Regions from separate parts of the Homo sapiens genome. Here region 1 is linked to region 2. The links are chromatin contacts, found by Hi-C or POLR2A ChIA-PET in ENCODE. All regions are on one chromosome and are shown on one strand. Each heading gives the region's core, a stretch centred on a gene start or an enhancer-like site at or near the end of the contact. The rest is flanking DNA. Distances are from core to core; before and after follow the strand shown. Region 1 holds the start of LINC02097 (long intergenic non-protein coding RNA 2097). Region 2 has its middle 19 kb from the start of ROCR.

The links. A loop is a pair of places that touch in the nucleus more often than their neighbours do. ChIA-PET counts read pairs that join two places held with the same protein, here RNA polymerase II (POLR2A). Pooled maps may share reads with other maps.
Region 1: a map with no recorded cell type shows a loop between it and region 2 (6-fold over the local background). The contact joins the promoter of LINC02097 here to the enhancer-like site in region 2. A Hi-C loop is called at or near these places in 1 of 37 single-sample maps with no recorded cell type and 2 of 50 pooled maps. POLR2A ChIA-PET finds 5 or more read pairs at or near these places in 1 of 52 experiments (Panc1).

What each region holds. Positions count from the first base shown.
Region 1 is chr17:72,070,288-72,077,765 of GRCh38, forward strand. LINC02097 (long intergenic non-protein coding RNA 2097) reads left to right here and starts at 2,046. Exons shown (of 6, transcript NR_110827.1): 1 at 2,046-2,555; 2 at 6,926-7,022. It overlaps SOX9-AS1 (SOX9 antisense RNA 1), which reads right to left. Exons shown (of 7, transcript NR_103738.1): 6 at 4,262-6,446; 7 at 755-944.
Region 2 is chr17:72,002,926-72,010,631 of GRCh38, forward strand. No RefSeq gene overlaps it. Among named protein-coding and RNA genes, the nearest start is that of ROCR, 19 kb to the right of the region's middle. RefSeq lists enhancers at 1,641-1,720, 2,121-2,460, 2,651-2,800, 3,321-3,390 and a silencer at 1,931-2,000. Within about 2 kb of position 5,411, at least 2 of the 41 ENCODE cell types and tissues checked have a DNase peak (open chromatin) inside an H3K27ac peak, as active enhancers do.

The DNA of each region.
Region 1 (7,478 bases), core at 796-3,295, 64 kb after region 2:
TTGAATCCTGGATCCTCTTATTCTTAGTTGTATAATCTTGAGCAGCTGTGCCTCGGTTTTCTCCTCTGTGAAATGGGTAAGTTAATGAACGTGCTTACCTACCTTGCAGTGTTATTATGATGACTAAATGAGTTAATTCACGTCAAGCACTTAAAACTGTACCTGCACAGAGAAAGCATTCAATGCATGTAAGGTATCATTCTTATTACCATTATGATTACCACATGAAAGAAAGTATGAGTGACTGTCATTCCTTGCCTTCTAGACTATAAGTCACTTTTTAGTAGGAAACTTGTTTTAGACATCTTTTAAAATATATATTTAGATATTAAGACTCTGAACTTATTAAAGGCAAATTCTGGAATTTACTAAACTTAAGGTCCCATGGGCCCAGCAGCATGCCTGTGGGGCTCACACCTAACTGGATCTTGGTGTTAAAGGTATAATGTTTTATGCTTCTGCTTTTAGATGGAGATATACTCTCTCTCTCTCTTTCTCTCTCTCTATATATGTATATATACGTATACATATCCATATATAGATATATATACACATTATATATTTTATATATATATATATATATAATACATATATATATAGAGAGAGAGAGAGATAGTATTAAACAACTACTGAATGAATAGAAGCTGGAAGTAATTTCCCACTTAGGAAGAAGACATTTTGACTATGAGACTAAGCCCCTAAGTGAACTGTGATTCCCACACAGAGTTACTGTAGAAAGGATTTCCACATCAAGTAGAAGGCTGAACCAGACGACCTTTAATAACTTTTATCAGTTGAGACTGTGAGATTCAATGACTCCATGACACTTGCAGATTCAGCTTCAGATTTCAGCCACTTTACGGGAAAAAGAGACACATCGAAAACTTGATCCTGGGACTTGCAACCCCACCGTGGCACTTCTCCAAGAAATGGATGGTTTTCACCTGTGGGAAATAAAGTAAGTATGAAGGTTTTTAACAATGGGAAAAAAGAGAAGGATCATCTAGCAGTGATTATAACCTAGACGGCCTAAGACTTACCTCTAAAAGGACCCAAGGCAATGAACTTTCTCCTCGTGTACAAAAAAGGCCTTTATGCCCTATATTCTCATCATTGAAAGAGGTAGACAACAGGAGGGGGGCAAAATATGGCCTTCCAGATGTGTCAGGGTTGTGATAAGTCATGTTTAAACTTTACCCAAAGTGAAATAAAGTGTCAACAGAAACTCCTGTCCAAACTCTCTGATCAGGTCAGGCAAACAACCAATCGAAAAAAAATCAATCAAATGTGAAAGGTGGCCCAAAGGGGTGGGAATGCTTAACTCCGGGATTCCCATAGAAGCCAGGTCTATTTAGCAACATGTTTCTTGCGAGCTGCTGCTTCTTCTTGTGGTCCTGAAACAGCCAGAAAGCACACCAGAGGGTGTCCTTTCATGAGCTGGCTTGACCCTGAGCAGGCTGAGAAGTTGGTGGCATTTGCCAATGCCATGAAGAAGGAAGGATTCTGGGACGGATGAGCTCAAAACTGATTGTCTGATCAGCCCCAGGGTCAGTGCTTTGAGAAGAGAGATGGTCTACACACCTAAGAGGAATGGGAAATTTAGCCTTGATCTGGAATTCTATAAGTGCTCAAAGAAATTAGTTAGTTCTTGAAGGTGAAAGAGGAGAGCAAAAACTTCTAAGTACACCTGGCAGAGTGGTAGCAATATGCTTCCACATGGCCTGTCCAGTTGGAAACAGACTGCATTTCCCCAGGGGTAAGGAGTCGGCAGGAACCAGACAGAAGCTTGAAGCCCAGCCAAACAGACTAGTGTGTAGGACAGGATTACAATTGCAAGAAGGAGGTAAAGTATATATAAATCAGAAATGGGAGAAAGGATCCAATCTTATGAATGGAATAAATATGGCACAATTCAATGGGTTTTGTGGACAAGAAGGTGTTTGGATCTTACCTTCCACAACAAATCAAATTCTAGATGCCTAGTGCAGATGGAACTCTTAAAGCATCACCATTCTATCTGGGTACGCCCAGGAACCAAATGGGCTGATGGTTTCAGCTAGATAAGACTGGAAGACAGCAAGGACTTGGAAATGTACTCACAGACCCTCCTACCCGTGATAACTGACTTCAGAGCACACCTTCATTCCCACCTTTCTATATTTTAACATGGGATTGAGACTGGGACAGAGGTTAACAAGGCATCTCAAGCCAATCAAGAACTAGATGCACATAACTGCATTTGATGGGGAAGTAAAAATTACTACAAATTTAAAAAAAAGTGTATATACGTTCACCAAGTAGCTATAATTCTAGGGTCTTATTTTTAAGGAAAAAAAAATGCATTAAAGGTAGAAAAGGAGAAACATAGGTGGAGGGAGAGGAAGAAAGCTGGAGAGGAAGGCATTTTGAACATCTATCACTATTATATTAGGAACTTCACATGAACCATCTCATTTACCTCTCACAAAATCTATGAGATTGAGACAATGCTGCTTATTATGGCATCGTTAATCATAGTGAAAAATTGAAAACAGCCTTCTTGTATACTGCTAAGAGTGAGTAAGCATTATGCTGCACCCTCATAATGTTTTACCACAGAGCCTTTAAAACTGTTTATAAAGAATTCTGTCCTGATAGGCAATGTTCATAGTAAAATGGTAGTAGAAGTATATAAAATTGGTTATGCAATAGAGTTACCAAAATAATTATATATTTTACTTGTTTATATGTGTGTATGTATGCAGTATAGCTGTATCTTAATGTATCCACATGTTTATTAAAAAATTACGGTTATAAATGGGTGGTGGGATCATGAATTATATTTATTTTCTTCCTTACTCTTTTCTATGCTTTCCAAAATTTTACAATGAGCATAACTACTTTTATAATAAGACAATGAAAATCTTTAATATAAACAGCTTATTTACCATATGCTGTTAATGCTAATATCTGAACATACAGTACTTTGCGAAAACACCATCATCAAAGGAATTGACAGGGCTATATTTGTCAAACAAAGACAAACTACAGTCAATAGGAAAACACCTAAAATATGTCAATAAATGCTCTGCTGCTATCGGCCTTGCAATATACTTTATCTAGTCTCATAAAAAAAAATCATGAGGCATATGACCCAAACAAATATATATTCAATGTGTTTCTAGTTTGAAAATAATATGCCCTGATAGTGTTCTCCATTGCTATTGAGACTACTTTGCATCTAGAAACATTTGCTTAGAAAATGATTAAAATCATATATGTGTTATTGTTATTCCCACTTTTTAAAATCTAAATAGTAAGTTTTAGTTTGTAGCATGTTTTATTAATCAATACCAATCCTAAGATAATAAGCCTAAGATAAAGAGTGTCATAAACATTTTAATAAGAACATATGGTGGGGGAAATTGACAGAGCGAGGCCTTTGAAGGGCGGTTTTCTTTCTCTAAAGCAAGGTCATAAAAGGCCTTGGGAGATGAAAATAGATTGGGTAGGACCCAGTGGTCCATCACTGAGCATGGCAGGCAGGGGGTGGCTTCCTTCCTTCTGCTTAACCCTACGGCCCACCTGTGCCCTCATCAACGGCCTGGGACTCTAAGTCAGAGAGGGCTGAAAAGTGCTAATGAGACAAACTGGAAGGCAAATCGTATTTAATGCCAAGAGACGTAACTGATTTGGAGTTTAACAGCTATAAACCATGACTATTCCAAGATGGTCCAGATGGGAGACTTTTCATTATATTCAAGAGTTTAGATTTAGGCAAGTAGGGCTATGTTATCTAGAGGACTCTATCTTGTTAAATACTCAAGGGTGTTTCCAAGGAAGAGTATACAATATCTTGCTTGGAATATTACCATGGATAAGGTAGATATTAAGAGTAAATGATTGCTTACACACAACCATTTGAAAAGCAGTAAAAGAGACCTGCAACCAAAAGTGTTTTCTTCCTTAAAGTATTATGATACCTACGGTTTCACCATTGGAAAATTGAGCTACGCATTATTTTTTTTCAAGAACCTCACTTAAAAAGGCTAATAGAGTTGCTAGTGGTAACACAATGCAATGACTTGCTGGCATTTGGCCACACAACAACAAACTAGCATGTGTTCCTCCATAGATGCAGAGATCTGAAATAGCCAGAACACTGCTCAGAGAAAAGGGGAGAGTCTCCAGAAGAAAAAAGACACCAAAAAATCTGCAAATGATGGAAGGAGAAGTAGTCCATGGGAAGCAACGTTGAAAACTGCATAATCCCCAGTCTCACCTTGGGTGGCTCCTGCGTTTGGTTCTCCAAGGCAGCAGGAGGGATGAAATAGTCATGAACATTCCCTTCAGATCCAGAGTTTCTGCATCCAGTTATTACATCCATTGCAAGTCTCTTAGTGACCTCCTTTCCATTTCTCACACTGTGAATGGACACAGGACCCACCAGAAGGGGAGGCAGACATCTTTTGAAGCCAATCTTGATAAAGGAGGTGCTTCCTTTTCACCCCATAGTCAGCCAATTTGTTGCCTATAAGCTAAAAACCAAACCTAAATACTGAATTTGAAACTTAGCACAATGACCACCACCATCCGAGCTCTCTGGAACCTACAGGTGGTAAACAGGGTTTCTCAACCACAGCACTACTGACTTTTGGAACCAGTTAATCTCTTGTGGGACAAAGGGCTGACAGCTTTCCTGCACAGTGTAGGGATTTTAGTGGCATCCCTGGCCTCTACTCACTGGTTTTCCCCCAGATGATAACCACTGCACTAAATGAACAGAAATCTTTATTCTCAAGAAATGCAGGCTACATAAGTGCAGTCCCATCTCATTCAATGCTTTGTGCCAAAGTTCCCCACTGGACTTGCAGCATGATTATAAACTCAGGGGTAACAGCAATGGATGCCTCTTCCAGGTCTATGCAAAAGCTTGAACAATAAAAAGACAATTCCCATGACTAGGAGAGACCTTCCCAAGAAGACCATTGGCCGATAAGTCCAAAAGCTGTTGGGTTCTCCGCATGTGTGGTCCTAATTAGGAGATCTGGGTAGCATTTGTAAACAAGGCATTTACATCTTTGTCCAACTGCCTATAGTATGGGAAGTTATCTCCATAAGGGACATCTCAGTTGACTCATAGCAGAATTACCATAAACATCTCTATGATTCCCCATGTTATATTGTCACTCTGATCCCTGGCTGGGTTTGAGAACATATAAAAGATAGTACAGAGACTCTCTATCTCATCCTGGTACCATCTTGCAGTGGCTCATCTGGAGTTAGAACCTACCCATCTCTCGTCTTCAGAGTCGACGAGGTACCTTGGAATCAAAGACCATAAAAGTCAACGCTGGAAAGAACATAAAAAAAAACCACCCAACCAGCCCCTCATTTCACAGCGAAATTGGAAAGGGTTATCAGCTAAAAATGGACTGATCTAGTTTATAGCACTAAGGAAAAAATAGCCTCAAAGCAAACAGAAACCTCAAACCAATGACAGTCAATCCTGCTTGGGTGGCTCTAGCTCTTTGCGGGAAAGCAGTAAAGCCCTCAAACATTTTTTTTCTTTTAATATTTTTAACTTGAAAAACTAAACATGCTCTATAGATCATTTCTGAAACTCCAAATGTTTAGAAAGGCAAGCTTTTTTTTTTTTTTTTCACCCTGAAGCACTAGACAGACTGGTAGAAAAGGGGGAGGCAAAGGTGGATTATTTTTTAAGCCATTCATTTATCCACACTTCCTCTGATCCTTTCCCCTCCCCACACCATCCCCTGCTGTCATTTATCAAGACTGCTCCAATCCTGTGGAATTCCACTCATTCTTCATCAGGGCTTTGACCTCCTCCAATCAAACAAGCAAGGTACATTCTGGGAGAGTGCTAATGCCAGGGTATCGGGGGTGCAGAGGAGGAAACAATCGATGCTCCAGGACTTTCCCACGCTTAGTGGAATCAATTTTATCGGTGTTTGGACACTGGATGTCAAGGCTGGTCAAATGGAAGCCAAAGGTTCTGTGGGGGAGGGACTGACAGAGGCTGCTGCTGAGGCTTCACTCATGGGACAGCTTCCTGGAAGGGGCTGGTTACCTCAAGTCCAGATCATTCAGAGGGACATGAGGATCACACTCCGCCAATGCAGATGTTGAGGGACCTTCCCTCTAAGATGTGAAAAAGACCCCAAGCAAAGTTCCCAATGTGCCCTCTCTGCACCTTAGAAAACCACAAGGAAATATGGATTGGTTCCAGAAAAAGGCAGATGCCACAGGCACTGGGCCCTGCCTTCATGATTGCATCAAAACTGTTCACGCAGCTGCCTTCTCTCAATTATCCAAGAGCTGTTAGTCTTCATGAGTCTTGTCCAAATCTTTTGCCTTTTCTCTTCCTTTGGCTGTTCCCTGGGATCGTGATGATTACTGCTCTCATCCAAGGTGAACAGAAGGTGAAATTCAAACCGGTCAGGCTGCTGATAGAATGTTTGGAAAGAGAAGGCAGGTGAAGCTGCTGCCTCAGTGGAGACCCTGACCTTCTACCTGCTGTCCCTCCCACTTTCTCAAAGGCACCAATCTATGCTACACCTCTGGGCTGTGTTCACGTTGCTTCATCATTCCATGGCCCTTTGTCCCCCGACCCTTGCCATCTACTGAACATCCCTCCTGATAGCAGGACTCAGTTCATGCTCCTGGGTGAAGCTGTCCCTAATGTGCCCTAGTAAGTTGCCTCTCCCTCAACTCTGTTCCCATTCTGCCAGAAATAAAGTGACTATAATTTTCTGTTAATGTTTGAGCTCCTCTGAAGGCAGATTCATCTTTACCTGATTCATCTTCACATTCCCTGGTCCCAGCACAATGGGTAGTATATACTAGATGTTCTATAATTATTCGATGAGCACATTAATCTGTAGATTTTTATAATCAAGATTCTTTCCACTCCTTATAATTCCAGAAACTGGGGCCTTAAGTGGGTGCAAATGTTTGTCTAAACCAATACATTGACTGCTCTACAAGAAAATGCTGGTGTGGTCCTTCAGATATTCTGCCAGGTACCTCCCCACCTAATCCCTGACCGTAGCCTCAGCCCAACTGCTCTGAAGCTTCTAGTACCTGCATGGCTGGACAAGGGACACTGGGATCACCACCCACAACCCTGCATGCTGCAATCTTCTTCCCACACCAACCCCACTCTCTCTGCCCCAAGCAAGATGACTATGCAAACGAGAGAAGGCCTAGGATCTCAAGTCCCAGTGACTCACCTGCCAGCTCTAGGCATACATATATGACCTGTAGACTTCATATTAAATCATCCTCTTCCTGATACCAAACATCCTTATGGGTGACTGGTACATCCTCTGGTAATCCAAAAATGTCCTACATACCTGTGTGATGTAGTAAGCTACTGTCTCCCAGCTCCCAAACCTCCAATACCCTGCTCTGGGACGCTAAAAGAGTCTCTGTAAATCATGTTTTTCCTTTGCTAGTTGCTCCTAATAGATAGATTC
Region 2 (7,706 bases), core at 4,161-6,660:
TTGTTACAAATCTCCTTCCCAATAAGCATTAACATGTAGAAGAGCCTAAATCTAAAGGAGCACAAAAAGGTAGATGACAATGCTATAAACACTTAATTTTTTAAAAGTGATTTTGTATACTACATGTGCCAATGGGGCAGTCAATATATACACCTAGTACAAAAAAGCAATCAGCAGTTGCTAGCTACTGTTATCAACAGCATCATAGTGTATGGGCTATCCAGAGCAAGGCTGTGCCAACATTTTATGTGAAGAGACAAATAGCAAATATTTTAGTTTCTGTGGGCTTATAGTCACTGTGACCACTGTTCAACTCTGCAATCGTGGTGTAAAAGCAGCCATAGACAGTACATAAATGAATGAGTATGGCTGTGTGCCAATGGAACTTTATTTATGGAGACTGCCATTTGAATTTCATATAATTTTTACATGCCATAAAATATTTTGTTTTTTTCCTCCAACCATTTAAAAATGTAAAAACTATTCTTAGCTTGCGGCCATACAGAAACAGGCTGCGGGCCTAATTTGGCCCACGGACTTTAGTTTGTCAGCTGGTGGTCTAGAGTCTAGGTTGTTATTCATGGAACAGTCTGCAAAGAAATTATTGGATTTGGGTGTGGGGTGATCCAATAATCATCCAATGTCCACACACAGCCAAGAGTGGACATTTTCTGTGTCAGAAGAAGACATAGAAAATTTTAGACATAGAAATTCATATTTTTACTGAACCATTGTACTCTTTTGACATTAGCTAAATTCTACCTGCTAGTCACAGGGTCAGCATTGGTGAGTGGCTGGTCCCCCATGATGCCATGGGCATGGTACACCTGCCACCGAAAAAGAAATCTTTGCCATCTCTAAGGGCTTTCCCAACCCCGGCTGTAAAGAACATCTGATTTTCAGCATAATGTAAATCCCAGCTTTGCCTGCCAGTAAATTCATGTACATCATGTTAACATCAGGTTTATATTAAACATTTACATTAAGAATTGGAGTGGAAGATTAAATTGTTTGCATGCATTGCCGTCACAGAAGGAATGGCCTCATCATCCTCCCTGCCCATGGTGCTGAGTGCCAGCAGACTAATGATCAGACAGTTACCCATCAGAAAGGCAGGTGAGACACTGATGCACAATCCTTGTCAAAGCTGGGCAGCCTCTGTCCACTCTGCCTGTGCCCTTGGCAATTATCAGCAAGCTATGAGCTATACTACCATCCCCTGCCAAGTGAGGTTTAATTTATGACACCAAGGATAATGATTCACTCCAACGCAATACTCAGAATTACTGTCTTTTCCTCTGAATTAGAATTCTTCTACCTACAAAATGACGTGCTTTTTAGTATTTTGATTCAAATCAGTCATGATCATGCTGGATGTTGTAGGGTTGAAAACATTTGGTTGTGCAACTTGAATATTCTGCAAGAGATTAAGCTGGGGATAGACTAAAGGTGGTTCTAAGTCCAGTCTCTAAGGAGCACTGCTGTCCTTTCTCTCTGAAATTCAGATCCAGAGAGAAAGAGAAGACTCTAAGAGGAACTCAGGTCTGCAGGTTTTCCTGGGCCAGTTCTCCCTGCCATGAATATGAAGAGTTGCCCAGGACACTCTAACTAGCAAATAGTCTGCAGAACAAATGTTTTTGTGGGGGAGAAAAAACCAACAACCATGGACGCCAAGTCAAGTGGCTAGAGAAGAGTGATGTTGTTAAAGTGTATGATTCATTAAGTCTTGTCTGCGTGTCAGATGTTCAGCATTTGGTGCTATTGCCTCCAATTTAAATCATTTTTTAAAGAAGTGCCGAAAAAGGTGCTGAAAGGCACCTCACTCTGTTCCCGCACTTGAAAAACACTGTCTGCCTGTGCACTGTGGTAAAACTTTGCATTTTGGCTAGACACCCTGTGTGGAGCTGTGCTGAAGCTGGAGGGTTTCTTTTTTTTTTTTTCTTTTTTTTTTTTTTAAGTTTGTACAGTCACCCAAAGGCAGGAAGAGAAAACAGTGTTTCCCCAAGCCAAAGATCCCTCCTGATGGCATCTGTGAAATAGAGAGAGAAAGTGCTGCTATAGTGAGCCTTCCCCTGCAGTGAGAAACCCTACCACAAGTTTCCATGTAGTGACTGCCTGCACGTAAGAGCTGCCTCCCAGTGCTTTTCTGCTGGGAGTCCTTCTCTCCTAGAATTCTTTTCAGAACCCCTGGAATGTCAAGAGCTGCTGATCGTGGTTTATCATCACCAGTTACAAGTAAGGCTAGCATTGATATCTCACCTTGGATTGTTGTCAGTACCCAATGACCTCACGGAGACTCAATGTGTTGGTTCCTCGACACCCCCTAAATGCTTCTAGGGGTGTAGCTGCCGCTTCCTCCTCACACAAAAAGGGGTGACGCATGTCTCAAGGATGAATCTTGCGAACATGATGCTAAATGAAATAAGTCACGAAAGGAGAAATAGTATATGATTCCACTTATATGAGATACTGAGAGTAGACAAATCTATAGAGATAGAAACTAGAGTGGTGGCTGCCAGGGGCTGAGGGAAGAGAGATAGGTAATTAGTGTTTAGTGAGTACAGAATTTCAGTTTTATAAGATGAAAAGCATTCTGGAGATGAATAGTCGTGATGGTTGCACAACAATGTAAATGTACTTAATTCCATTAAATTCTACACTTAAAAATTGTTAAGATGATAAATTTATGGTGTGTATATTGTACCACAGTTAAAAAAAAAAGATGGTGCAGGTCAGAAAGCGGTCAGGAAAGTCCCAGTTAAGACTCCAAGGACTTCCCCAGGTTAGTGTGACTTGGCATTCATGAATAAAATGTGGCTTTCTGGGTATTAATCTGAGATCTGGGCCTCCATATTCTCAAGCACTGTATGACAGGCATGTTATGAATTTCATCAGAACTGCAATTCCTGCTGATAGAAACTTCCCCGGCTCCTCAGGCGCTTGCTGACCCAGGCCTTTAGCAGTAGCTATAAGATGCTTAAGATTTACCTAAAAATGAAGGTGATGGTGTTTCCTCCAATTCAAAGAGAATACAGCAGGTGGTAGGCTAGGGCTGAAGCTTGGTTGGGGAGAGTAGTGTATTAGTCCATTCTCACACTGCTATGAAGCAATACCCGAGACTGGGTAATTTATAAAGGAAAGAAGTTTAATTGACTTGCAGTTCTGCAGGGCTGGGGAGGCCTCAGGAAACTTACAATCTGGCAGAAGGGGAAGCAAACACATCCTTCACATGGCAGCAGCACAGAGAAGTGCAGAGTGAAGGGGGGAAATGCCTCTTATAAAACCATCAGTTCTCATGAGAACTCACTATCATGAGAACAGCCCCCATGATCTAGTCACCTCCCATGGAGTCCCTCCCACAACACTTGGGGATTATGGGAACTATAATTCAAAATGAGATTTGGGTGGGGACATAGTCAAACCATATCAAGTAGGTAGACACAGACAGGTAAAAATTCACCTATTTGAAATATAATTGCACCAAGGACATAAACAGACTCTTTTCAAAAGAAGATATACACGTGGCAAACAATCATATGAAAAAAGCTCAATATCACTGAACATTAGAGAAATGCAAATCAAAACCACAATGAGATACCATCTAATACTGGTCTGAATGACTATTATTAAAAAGTCAAAAAATAACTGATGCTGGCAAGGTTATGGAGAAACAGGAATGCTTATCCACTGTTGGTAGGAGTGTAAATTAGTTCAACCATTATGGAAGACAGTGTGGTGATTCCTCAAAGACCTAAAGACAAAAATTGAACCAGCATTTGACCCAGCAATCCCATTACTGGGTATATACCCAAAGGAATATAAATCATTCTGTTATAAAGACATCACTATTCACAATAGCAAAGACATGGAATCAACATAAATGCCCACCAAAGACAGACTGGATAAAGAAACAGTGGTATGTATACACAATGGAATACAGCACAGCCATAAAAACGAATGAGATCATGCCCTTTGCAGGGACATGGATAGAACTGGAGGTCGTTATCCTTAGCAAACTAACACAGGAACAGAAAACCAAATGCTGCGTGTTCTCATTTATAAGTGGGAGCTAAATGATGAGAACACATGGACACAGAAGAATAAAACTCACTGGAGCCTTTTGGAGGGTGGAGAGTGGGAGGAGGGAGAGGATCAGGAAAGATGACCAAAGGGTACAAGGCTTAATACCTTGGTCATAAAATAATTTGTACCACAAACCCCCATGTGTCAAATTCATCCATGAAACAAGCCTGCACTTGCACCCCTGAACTTAAAGGTTAAAAAATGTATATATAATTACACCAAGAAATAGTAACGATGCATAATTTAACAATGCATAGATTTCCAAATATTTTCACAAATATGAATTCATAGTCCTCACATCAAACCTGTAATTAATGGCCACCATTGAGGTCCTGTGATGTTCTAAGCATCATGTTTGCATTGTTTCATCTTCCATCTAGAGTAAGAGGCTCAGAGAAGTCAAGGCCATTTAACCAGCAAGTGAAAGAGATATGATTCTAAGACACGGTTGTTCAGTGGTGATGGTGGTGGTGATTTTTGTGGGTTTTTTGCTTTTGTATTTGTTTTGTAAGCTCTAAATCTGGCACTTTGCCTTTTTCTGTAATATAGGAGTCAAAAAGGAAAGGAAAGGAGGATGAAACCCTAGAGGTCTCTAGGTGATGAATCGATTTTAGGCTTTCAAAAAAGCTGTATTAGCATCGCGTTCATTCCCATCTCTCCAAGGCTTTGGAAAACATCCTTTTCAGTAAGGAATCAAAATCAAGTCCCCTAAATAAAGCACTGGTAGTATGAAACACTGAGACATATTTTTAGTCTCACTGTGTCCGTTTTGTAGCAGCATAACATATGTGTTGAGCAAAAATATACACAATATTTAAAAACAACAAAACAATCACCATTATTCTCGCCATCTGATGGCCAGTCGCTGTGATGATTTGTTCTTTAGGTCAGCTTCTGTGTGCCATCATCTAAAGAGCAAACTGCTTCACATACCTACCCTACCTTCCCTCCTACCCTGAGTGCAGATGCTCACCTACCCTCATCTTTCCTGCAGAATGACTATGGACAGATATCCCTAAATCACAGACTCGCTAAACAAGGAGCCTCAGAGCAGACCTCTGCAGGGCTGATCTTAATCCTTTCCAGACAAATGAGATATGATTTCAAAAAATATTCAGGAAATGTGAATTCTCTTCCTACCTTGGTGACTTGTGTTGAAGTTTTACGTATATAATCAGAAAAACTTCGCTTATTATTACTGTCAGGTTCATCCTGCTGCAATTTCACCTCCTTAAAAAAAGTGGTGTCCAATTGTATGGAAACCCTTTGAACATAAAAATGAATTTGTAAACAAACATACTGAGCCGTGGTAGTTAACTCACAGAATAAAGCCATAGTCTGCGAAAGAACAAAGTGTAGGGAGTCTTTTAATGACTCATCCTAATATGTTTAAAATATGATTCAGTACAGAAATATTTGTGATATAGAAGACATAATAGGGGCACAATTATTGAATCAGTTTCGAGACTTGGGCACATCTGAATATATGTAGACAATGCCTTCTTCGTGTCAGTTTCATGTATCTGTCCCTATCACATGTTGTGCCAGCAAATGAAATTTCCTAGCTATATCCACATTGATGAAGCTTTGCTGTCTGTATGAATCTGCATCTGCCCATGAATGAGTCCATTTCAAGCACATGTACGTGTCTGTGCATGGGTAGAAAGATAAGCTTAGCAATTGTGTGATTTGTTTCTGCTTAGGCAGTAAGTTACTAATCTCCTGATTGGAACCAGATTTGTATGAATTAGGGGTTGAAATTGGAACAGTCACTGCTGTGTGCAGGATGTAAAGTGAATAAAATGAATGGAGTATTAACCTTCAACCACTGAATATTAATCAGCTTTTCATAAGAAAGAAAACACAGAGCTTGCCACACTAAATATTTTCAGCGCTTATTGACAGGATATGATTTCTTTTCTCTCTCAGCCCTGTTACTTCCAGTCAAGGGCCTGAAAATACCGGACAATAGTCAACTTGACACAGATTAATATATGATTTGAAAAACCCCAGGTACTGAGGGTGGGTAGGATTCTGAATGTGTCAAATCTGATGAAATGATATGCCTTTATCAAAAGTGAGCCTGTCTTCCAGTCACTCCTGCAAACACTCCTTTGGGCCAAACTAAGCCCAAAGGGAATTCACAGAAAGACCGTGGATGGGAAACCTTGATGACCACAAAACAAACATGTAAGAAGAATATATTTTCCATTGCCATAGAAAGGACTTGCAATTAGGAAGTGATTCTGTTTGGGTATTTGGATGAGACCTACATCCATTCCAAGGGGAATTAAGAAAAGAGTCATGTAATAATGGAATCTGAGTGAAAATAAAACTTGTAATATTGCAGTTACTTGTGCAATACTTATGTAATATTGCAATTGCTTTTGTTCAAGAATGCAAAGTCTTGTATTTATGTCCATATAATAACATGGCATATATTATATAGACTTTGACATATATATATATATATATATATATATATATATATATATATATAGAGAGAGAGAGAGAGAGAGAGAGAGATAGAGAGAGAGAGAGAGAGACAGAAATATGTCTCTGTAGGTAGAAATATGGACAAATAGAAATATACATAAAGTATATCTTTATGCATGTTTTATGTATGTTATATCATCAAAGAAGGCAGTAAATTTTTGCTCCTGCAGATATTTTGAAGCAGCAGATATTATATGCTAACATTATCTGTATCTATAAAGCTACTTGCACAATACTACAAAGAGTACATTTCATGTGGCTAGGATTAAATTGTAATTGAATTCAACTTTTAAAACTAAGAAAGGGAAAAGGGAGAAGAAAAGGATTTCTTCTATACCCAGCTCATGCAAATTGTTTTCAAATATTTTCTCAAATGTTTAAGAAATTCAGTTTTTTCTTAAACTGAATTTTTATTTAAAAAGCTATACTTTTTAAAAGCTATTTTAAAAGCTATACTTCAAATGAAGACAATGTATGTTTCAATAGCATTTTATTATTTATAAATCAGGAGGTACTTCTCAACCTCAAACATATCAGACCAATGTTAAGTAATGACTGTTTTTCCCTTTGGAAAAAGTCTCTCATTTTGTTTTTCTCTATGGAAAACTTCTCCCTCTATGCTACCTAGCTTAGAACCCCACTGCCCTCATGTGCTCTTGCCAAAAATTTCTAACCCCTGACCATCTCAAACACTGAAGTAATTAATCTCCCATGTAATTTCTCATGTAGCAATTTAAAAAAAAATCATCATACTCCTTTTAGCTGGTAGTAATACCGGAAATCCACCCATTAGGCTAATTCCACAAAGGTGTTAGTGACTGATAATGGCTTAATACACCCTGTAGGATGGTGCAGTACAAAGGATTGTAAAGATCCTTTTCTTCATCCCAAGATTCCTGTCCCTTGGTTATTCAAACACTCACCTTGGTACTTCTGTGAAGGGACTTTGAAGATGCAATTAAGGTTGCTAATCAGCTGACCTTAAAGTAGGGAGACTAGCCTGGATCATCCAGGTAGGCTCAATGTAATCACATGAGCCCTTAAAAGAAGAGGAAGGCAGAGGTATGTGCAAGAGAGGAAGCCAAAGGGGAGGTCTAAATGAGAATTTTGACTTGACTTGCTAGCTC